3 separate regions of the Homo sapiens genome follow, and all the other regions are linked to region 2. A link is a contact called in ENCODE Hi-C or POLR2A ChIA-PET data. All regions are on one chromosome and are shown on one strand. The core of a region is the stretch at or near the end of the contact, and the rest is flanking DNA. Distances in the headings are between cores, read along the strand shown.

Region 1 (2,700 bases), core at 201-2,700, 78 kb before region 2:
GAGAATGGCTTGAGCCCGGGAGGCGGAGCTTGCAGCGAGCCGAGATCGCACCACTGCACTCCAGCCTGGGTGACAGAGCGAGACTCCGTCTCAAAAAAAAAAAAAATTAAATTAAATTAAATTAAAAATTAGCTGGGCGTGGTGGCGCTCGCCTGTAGTCTCAGCTACTCGGGAGGCTGAGGCAGGAGAACTGCTTGAACCTGGGAGGCAGAGGTTGCAGTGAGCCGAGATTGCGCCACTGCACTACAGCCTGGGCAACAGAGCGAGACTCTGTCTCAAAAAAAAATAAAAATAAAAATAAAAAAAAAAAAGATAAAAAGGAACAGCCCCTGGTCCAAAATCCCAGATAAGGTAGAATCATTTTTTTTTTTTTTTTGAAACACCAAGTGCGAGTCAGCCTGGGTTTTTAGACCTAAATCTAAAAATGTATTGAACACCTGTATGATTTCATAAATATTGCCCTGATTGACGAGGCACCCCAAAGAAAGGCAGAACTGGATTCAACATGGAAAGAAAGTATCCCAAGAAGCCAGCCATGAGAGTGACAGTCCCATCTGTGCTACAAGAGTAAGGCTACTGAGGTTGAGATGCAAGAGCTTTGTGCTGGGGGGCCACAAGACAGAGCAGATCCGGAATCCAGGCAACCTTCACTTCCAGCCTGAAGACTCTCCTACGAACTATGATAGTAAATGATGGAGAGGCCCTAGGGTTTGGGATCAAACAATTCTGGTTTGAGCACGCACCCCGCCCCACAATCCTTCCTTCTGCCATTTTACTTAATCTTGCTGAACCTGTTTTCCTCAGCCAAAAAAAAAAAAAGCTCGCATAGTGGCTGAACTAATTATGTGAAATATGTGAAATGTGCTTTGCAGCAGGTGGCTTTTAAACTATTGACCAGAAAACACATACACTGAAAAAAAAAATTTTTTTTACATTATAAGCCAGTATACACATATAAGTATATACAATTGAAACAAGAGTTTCACAAAAACTGTACTTACCTTACTACCTGGGAGTCACTTGGTATATTACTATTGTATTTAATTTTTTATATGCTGATTGCAACTCACTACATTGTTTTCACTCCTAATGGGTAGTTTTTTAAAAACACTTTTCAAAACCATGCAATTATCAGTTATTACGAAGATTAGTAAGATTCTCAGGAATGGTCTGATGGCTAGGAATCTTCATTGCCAGGGAAACAAAGGAAAAAGGTCAAGGTTATTAGGTCAAGCCCTTGGGAGCCCTGTTGCCAAGGGAACAGATCGACCCCCGTCAGGGTTGGTTTACCCACGGTCTGCAGCCCTGTGGAGAAAAGGAGTGGCCCGTGGGCCTGTCACTCACATCAGAGTTGGGAAGCCCGCCTCCAAGCCCGGAAGACCCGCCTCCTCTGTAAGGTTAAAGGAGGAAGAGGCAGAGATTGGAGGTTCAGGCAGTGACGTAACTTGCTGCCTTAGGTGGCCTTCCGCTCTGGCGGCTGTCGCGACGGGGGTTCAGGGAATATTTACTGGGCCTCTCCGCTCCCTCTGCTCTTGGAGGTGCCATGAGGTCAGTTAGCTACGTGCAGCGCGTGGCGCTGGAGTTCAGCGGGAGCCTCTTCCCGCACGCAATCTGCCTCGGAGACGTTGATAACGATACGGTAGGTGCATGCGCACCGCAAGAGACAGCCTGGATCTGTGCAGGGACGGGGCAAGGGAAGTGGAAGAGGCCGCCCGAGCGTGCCACGTGAGCGTGAGCATGCGCGCTGTGGCTAGTTTGGAGCGCTAGAGAGAAAAACTTTATTGATAGCTTCAGTGTTCGTGGTTGGTTTTGTTCCTTGGGAGGTTTTGTTTGTTTTTTGAGACAGGCTCCGTCTGTCACCCAGGCTGGAGTGCAGTGGCTTGATTTCGGCTCACCGCAACCTCTGCCTCCCGGGCTCGAGCGATTCTCCTACCTCAGCCTCCCAAGGGGCTGGGATTACAGGCGCCCGCCACCACGCCCGACTAATTTTTGTGTTTTTAGTAGAGGTGGGGTTTCACCATGTTGGCCCAAAGTGCTGGGACTACAGGCCTGAGCCATCGTGCCCAGCCCTTCTCGTTTTTTAAATAAATTACCACAGGTCAAGCAGGTAAAACAATGCCTGGCACACAGTTTAGTGCTCACTTAAGTGTTAGTGGTGGTGGTGGTGGTGTTAGTATTTTATTCTGTTTTTCTGCAAATCTTTACTGAACTGCTCATTATGCACCAAGGACTCTGCTACATTCTAGGAATTCAAAAATGAACGAGAGAGTTCCAGTCCTCAGATAGCTCATAATCAAGCTGTGTAATAGTCACCGGATAATAAAATGTAATGAGATGCATTGACTAAAGTATGGAGAGGATTCTCCGGTGGAGCATTAAAGGGAATAGTGTCTGATGCTCTTTTTTTTGCAGACTTTATCTTTTCATTTATCATCTATTTCATAGTTCTAATGCAAAGCACTGTATTGCCCCCTTCTACCCTCTGCCCTATCTTCCTACTCGGCCTCCCTGCTTCACAGTTCCTTAACTGTCCTGTACTTATTTCCCACCGCCCCCTAGTGCTGTGATGCAGAAGGTATCTTATGAGGCCTTTTTTGGCTCTACCCTCTCTGGGGAGGAAAGAGTTATTCTCATAAATTTGTGTTATGTTTTCTGGGCTTTCGTGTTTCTTCATGAACTGCCAAGCAGTCCAATTTTATG
Region 2 (2,700 bases), core at 135-2,634:
CCATTCATTTAGCATTCATTCAGCTGGACCTACTGTGTCAGGTCCAGCCCCAACTAGATCAAGCAGGGATTACTGTATATTTTACAGATGGGAGTTTGATGCAGAGAATGAACCATGCACAGGTCACACAGTGAGTGCACGCTGACCCAGGCAGTGTAACGGTCCACTCTCAGCGTGTGCCTCCTAAAGTACTAACTTGTAGGTTCAAAACCAATGTGGAAACAACTTTGACCTTAGAACGCCATAAAGCCATTTGTGCAGTGACTTGTCAGGACTCAGGATGTTTTGTAGGGACTATAATGTGCATGTCGGTAGGGAGAAAGGGACTGACATTTGGGGACGGGATTTATTGGAGACAAGAGTACACATTTAGACAGGGGCTCTCACGGTGGGCTATGGATGTTTGAGGAAGGCCCACAGGAGGTAGAAAGGTAGATGGAAAGAGTCTCCAGGACGGGCCCACGCCTGTAATCCCAGCACTTTCGGAGGCTGAGGCGGGTGGATCATTTGAGGTCGGGAGTTAAGAGGCCAGTCTGGCCAACATGGTGAAACCCTATCTCTACTAAAAATACGAAAAATAGCCAGGCAGTAGTGGCCCCTGCCTGTAATCCCAGCTACTCCACAGGCTGAGGCAGGAGAATCGCTTGAGCCTGGGAGGCGGAGGTTGCGGTGAGCTGAGACCGGGCCACTGCACTGCAGTCTGGGCGAGAGAGAAACCCTGTCTCAAAAAATTAAAGTCTCTGGATTCCCTCGTGTGCTTTAGGGGAGTCTGTAGAGCAGGTCTAGGAATGACCTAAAAGCTTGGGCTGGAGTAGGGGAAGCTTAAGTTCTGTGCAGTTGAAGTTCAAGGCCAGCCTATGGAAGATGCGTTTCACTGGGAGTGACTGATGGAGTGGAGAGGGTACCAGAGGGGGTCCACGAAGGCCGCTGGTATCAGGGCAGGGGCCAGAATGGGAAGCGGCAGAGGTCTGTACATCCTCACAGGGCAGACCTCGGGAAGCGCTCTGGGTGGGCTCGGTAAAAATGGCGGGGGTGCGAGGAGCCGTTGCGTGCGTGGCGGTTGGTGCGGTATAGGAGACTCCTCTGACCGGACTCGCCTGCTGGCCGCGCGGCGGGCGAGGCCCAGGCAAAAACAAAGTCTTCCCGCTCAGTACCGGCCCCGCGAGGCGCTCCAGAGGACCAAGCCTTAGCTCGCGTCACCCCACCCCCGCGCAGGCGCGTTTAACTCCCGCTCGCCTCCCGCCCCTTAGCAACCCTCCCGCATCGTTGGGCCCCGGCAATAGCCAATGAGACAGGAGCCACGAGAACACGGACCAATCGGCGGCGGCGACAGTGTGGAACGCGGTTGCCAGGAGGCGGGACGCGGCGGCGTGCCAGCCTAGCCACTCTAGCGACGGCGGGGAAGAGTGTGTACGTGGTGGGGGCTTCCTCGGTGGCGGGCATGGAGGCTTCGCGCTGCCGGCTCAGTCCCAGCGGCGACAGGTCAGACAGGGCCGTGGCAGGTCTCCTCCTGAGCGAGGCGGAGGGGCGAAGCGAGAAGGCGGAGGTCCTCTCCGGGAGCCCTGCGGGGAGAGGGCGGGACTCGGGACTTGGCGACTCAGGGAGGGACTGGTTTCGGCGGCGGGAGGCGACCCCCTCGCCCTACTCCCGTGTGGGGACCCCTTTCTCAAGTGGAGCGGCGGCACTACATCCCGCGCCGTGGGCAGAGACCTTTGGTTCAGGTCCCTGCTTAGGAACTTCTGGAGTTTTCGTGACGGGCTCCCTCGGCCCCTCTGGGCCTCGGGTTTCCCTCGGGGGAGAGGCGCTGGCCCCGCTCAGCTCCCACTGCCCGGCGGTGTCACAGCCGAGAGGGGACCCAGCCCCTCCCGGGAGGCGGTGCGGGTGATGTTTAGTAGCTTGTTCTGACGCCGCTGCTTCGGACGGGTAAAGCTGAATTCTGGAGCAGAGTCCGAGGAGCGGAAACGCGAAACTTCTTTTTCCTCTCTGCTTTCCAGTGTTTGTCCCTGATTCGGGATGGTCTGACTGATTTGCCAGTGGGCCACACCCCTTGTTTGTGCGCCTCTTTCTCTGCCAGAGGGAGAGCCTCGGAAAAAAAAGGATCCAAAATCTCAGCGTGTCACTTTCTTGTTCGCTAGGTTAATGAGAAGTTAATGGGAAGCCGTTTGAAATCATTGGTTAGAAACTTTGGCGTCATCTGAGGATTTAAGCCCTACACGCCAACTGTATACCCCGCTTTTTATTCCATTACCAAGACAAAGATTTGGGGCCAGGCGCCTTGGAACACGTCTATTATCCCCAGCACTTTGGGAGGCCAAGGCAGGAGGATCGCTTGGTCTCAGGAGTTCGAGACCAGCCTGGACAAGATAGCGAGACCCCCATCTCTAGAAAAAAATAAAATAAAATAAAATCAATCAGTCAATCAATTAAAATTTGGCCGGACACGGTGGTGCGCGCCTGTAGTTCCAGCGACTCGAGAGACTGAGGAGGGAGGATTCCTTGAGCCCAGGAGTTCCAAACTCCTGTGTTGGGCCACTGAGCTCGCTAGCCTGGGCAACGCAGTGACATCCTGTCACCTTAAAAAAAAAATGATTTGACGTGTAAGTATTTAGTTTGATATTTCCACTAGTAGATATTTAAACAATTTTAAACCATTTTTAAAAATTGTCACAAAGTTGTTGGGGGTAAAGAACATGTATTTTC
Region 3 (2,700 bases), core at 141-2,640, 110 kb after region 2:
CCTTTTTAAGGCTGAGTAATATTCCATTGTATAGACCACATTCTGTTTATCTGTTCATCTGCCGACAGACATTTGGGTGGATGCTTAGTTTTATTTAGTTGTTATAGGTAGATATTTCTGTCCCTGCTTCACATATAAAGATACTGGGGTTAAGAGACCGTGACCAACCCTGGGGAAGCGCCGGGCTGTGGATCTCTGGCAGGACTTGGGTTGGAATTCTCTTTGGCAGGAGGGAAGCCACTGACTCAGGGAAGCAGACTGAAAATGGTTTGGCAAACTGTCCTGGCCGTGTTGGCATCTCGGATGCTGCTCCTCCCCTGTGCTGAGACCCAGGGAGGGGCATGGGATGGGGACGCTCGGGAGGGCCTGGAGGAAGAGTGAGGAGAGGCAGAGGTGCTGCTTCACTGTGCTTCATAACACGTCAGCGCTCCCAGCATCCTGGGCATCTGTGATCTTTCGGTCCTTTCAACGGTCCCTTCAAGGAGGGAGGAATGGCACCTCTGCTTGCAGATGCAGAAATGGAAATTCAGGGAAGCCAAGAGTTTCTCCCAGTCTCTCAAGTTGGAAGTGGAGAGTGGGGCTTTAACCCAGTTCTCCTGCCTCCGAGCTTGGCGTTCCTCTGTCAGCTGAATGGCCTTGCTCCTCCACTGCCTGGCCCTGGCTCCAGGTGGGTCAGGCCCTGGGCAGGGCCCTGGAGGCTGTACTGCAGGCTCTGACAACCGCCCAGCCCCCACAGCACCTGTCCTGCATGAGAATAGGTTCTGCTGGGATCCAGACACCCGCTCACCCCGTCTCTTCTTACCAGTCCCGGGGGCCGAGCCAAGGCAGGACTGCGTGGGGACTGATGGAGGGCTCTCAGCAGGCAGTGCTGACCAGCCCGGCTGGGAGCTATAGATAGCTCTGAGCTCACCCCCAGTGTGTGGGATGGGCCCTCTGGGAGGCGGAATGGGAGGCCGAGCTGAGAGCTGACTCAGACCTCAGCTCACCGTGGCTGCTCCCCTCCTGTCTTCTCATCTTCCCTTGGGGCATCTGCGCTTCCCATCCTCTGTGTACCCCAGCCCCATTCTGAGCCCCCAGCTGCTTCTAGCATCCCCAGAGCTCTGGTCTTTTCTCCCCCCTCACTTCCCTGCATCCAAAGGCCACCAGCCCCTTTCCAAGTGGGCCGGCCCGGTGGGGTATGGGGTGGGGCTAAGAGGATGATTCCCGACCTGGGGACCCGGCCTTAGCTGTTTGAGGACAGGGGTTAGGCCTGCTCCGAGCTCCGCCCACGGAACATCCAGCATAGGACACGCTGACCAAGGCCAGGCAGACATGCAGATGACATGCAAAGCAGCACGGCAGATTAACACCTGCTATTTCTGAGCTGAGTCTCCCACGCTTGTTGGCTCCAGCCCTCCCCTTGAGCACCTCTTACCCTCCTGGGCCGGCTCCCGAGCCCGGGGTGCTTGCCTTCTCCTGCTCACGGCCGCTTTCATTTCTGCCCTGTCACTGTGTGACCCTCCCCCTGGCACAGCCAACGCTGGCCACCCTGACCTCCTTTGGCCAGGCTCACAGTCGGCCTAGCCTAGCGTGCAGGTGGTGGGATTCGAACAACTTCTCGCCCCCTTCTGCCTGCTCCCCGCCTTCCCCGCTCCTCACACTCAGTGCTGGCCGGGTGGGCTCGTGTCCCGCCTCCTGCTCTCTGGAGGGCTGTGGCTGGCTCTGGGGTTCCCTCTGCATTCATCCCTTTCTGCCTCCTGTGCTTCTCACCTTCCTGAGGTTGCTCTTGACTTTCCCGAGTCTTCCTGCCTCTTTTCCCTGCCTCTCTCTCTGCTTCTCCCCTCCTGTGTCCCAGGTGGGCCATCCTATTAGCAGCCCGTCAGTTCTCATTAAGTGACCACCCCACACTGGGCAGGCCGGGCTGAGGCCGTGTGGTCTCTGCTCTCCACAACTTCATGGTCTAATGAGAGGGGCAGGAAAAACTTCTCTGGACAGTTAGCCACCCAAGCAGACACTGGGGTTGTCCACAGCCGATATTAACCAGATTTATCTTGGGAGTTTTCCTGAAGGAAGCAGAGCTGAGGGTGAGTGCTTGTCTTGGTCTGTTTTCTGTTGTTGATAACAGAATACCTGAAACTGGGTAATTTATAAAGAAGGAGTTTATTCCTTACAGTTACAGAGGCTGGGAAGTCCAAGGTTGAGGGGCTGCATCTGTGAGGGCCTTCGTGCTGGAGGGAACTCTGCAGAGTCCCGAGGTGGTGCAGGCATCCCGTGGCGAAGGGGCCGAGTGTGCTTGTTCAGGCCTTTTCTTCCTCGGAGACAGCCCCCAGTCCCACTCCTGCGCTCTGTTAGCTCATTAATCCCTGCGTGGATTAATCCATCGTGAAGGCAGTGCCTTCAGGGCCGTATCACTCCTTAAAGGCCCACCTGTCCATACTGCCACATGGGGGATTACATTTCAACATGAATTTTGGAGGGGACTAATATTCAAACCATAGCAGTGCTCCAGGCAAGGGGGTGGAGAGATTGTGAGCATCAGTCTAGAGGCGAGACTTCACATGGTGGGTTTGGGGGACCCTGGTGGAGGATCTGGGCAAAGCACTGTTGGTTCGTCAGACTGTCAGAGGTGAAGGGATTCCCTCGTTTTCTGGATGAGTCACACAGCTAATAAGAGGCAGAACCGGGACCAGACTCAGCCTGAGTTTGGGACTAGATAGAGCA

Evidence for each region. Hi-C counts contacts between places; a loop is a spot of excess contacts on that map. ChIA-PET counts read pairs that join two places held with the same protein, here RNA polymerase II (POLR2A). Pooled maps may share reads with other maps.
Region 1: a map of CD8-positive, alpha-beta T cell shows a loop between it and region 2 (19-fold over the local background). The contact joins the promoter of ITFG2 here to the promoter of TULP3 in region 2. A Hi-C loop is called at or near these places in 13 of 168 maps with a recorded cell type or tissue (CD4-positive, alpha-beta T cell, CD4-positive, alpha-beta memory T cell, CD8-positive, alpha-beta T cell and 8 more), 23 of 37 single-sample maps with no recorded cell type and 26 of 50 pooled maps. POLR2A ChIA-PET finds 5 or more read pairs at or near these places in 10 of 52 experiments (CD4-positive, alpha-beta T cell, CD8-positive, alpha-beta T cell, Caco-2 and 7 more).
Region 3: a pooled map shows a loop between it and region 2 (2.1-fold over the local background). The contact joins the enhancer-like site here to the promoter of TULP3 in region 2. A Hi-C loop is called at or near these places in 3 of 50 pooled maps. POLR2A ChIA-PET finds 5 or more read pairs at or near these places in 6 of 52 experiments (A673, AG04449, H1 and 2 more).

What each region holds. Positions count from the first base shown.
Region 1 is chr12:2,811,218-2,813,917 of GRCh38, forward strand. It overlaps ITFG2 (integrin alpha FG-GAP repeat containing 2), which reads left to right and starts at 1,451. Exons shown (of 12, transcript NM_018463.4): 1 at 1,451-1,639. The coding sequence starts at 1,544. It overlaps ITFG2-AS1 (ITFG2 antisense RNA 1), which reads right to left and starts at 1,707. Exons shown (of 4, transcript NR_146317.1): 1 at 1,345-1,707. RefSeq lists enhancers at 998-1,747, 1,478-1,727 and a silencer at 1,278-1,367.
Region 2 is chr12:2,889,507-2,892,206 of GRCh38, forward strand. It overlaps TULP3 (TUB like protein 3), which reads left to right and starts at 1,385. Exons shown (of 11, transcript NM_003324.5): 1 at 1,385-1,482. The coding sequence starts at 1,442. RHNO1 (RAD9-HUS1-RAD1 interacting nuclear orphan 1) reads left to right here. Exons shown (of 3, transcript NM_001252499.3): 3 at 1-18. RefSeq lists an enhancer at 781-960 and a silencer at 1,231-1,280.
Region 3 is chr12:2,998,181-3,000,880 of GRCh38, forward strand. The region is part of intron 3 of TEAD4 (TEA domain transcription factor 4); the gene reads left to right. Among named protein-coding and RNA genes, the nearest start is that of TEAD4, 40 kb to the left of the region's middle. RefSeq lists a silencer at 1,043-1,337. Within about 2 kb of position 1,391, at least 11 of the 41 ENCODE cell types and tissues checked have a DNase peak (open chromatin) inside an H3K27ac peak, as active enhancers do.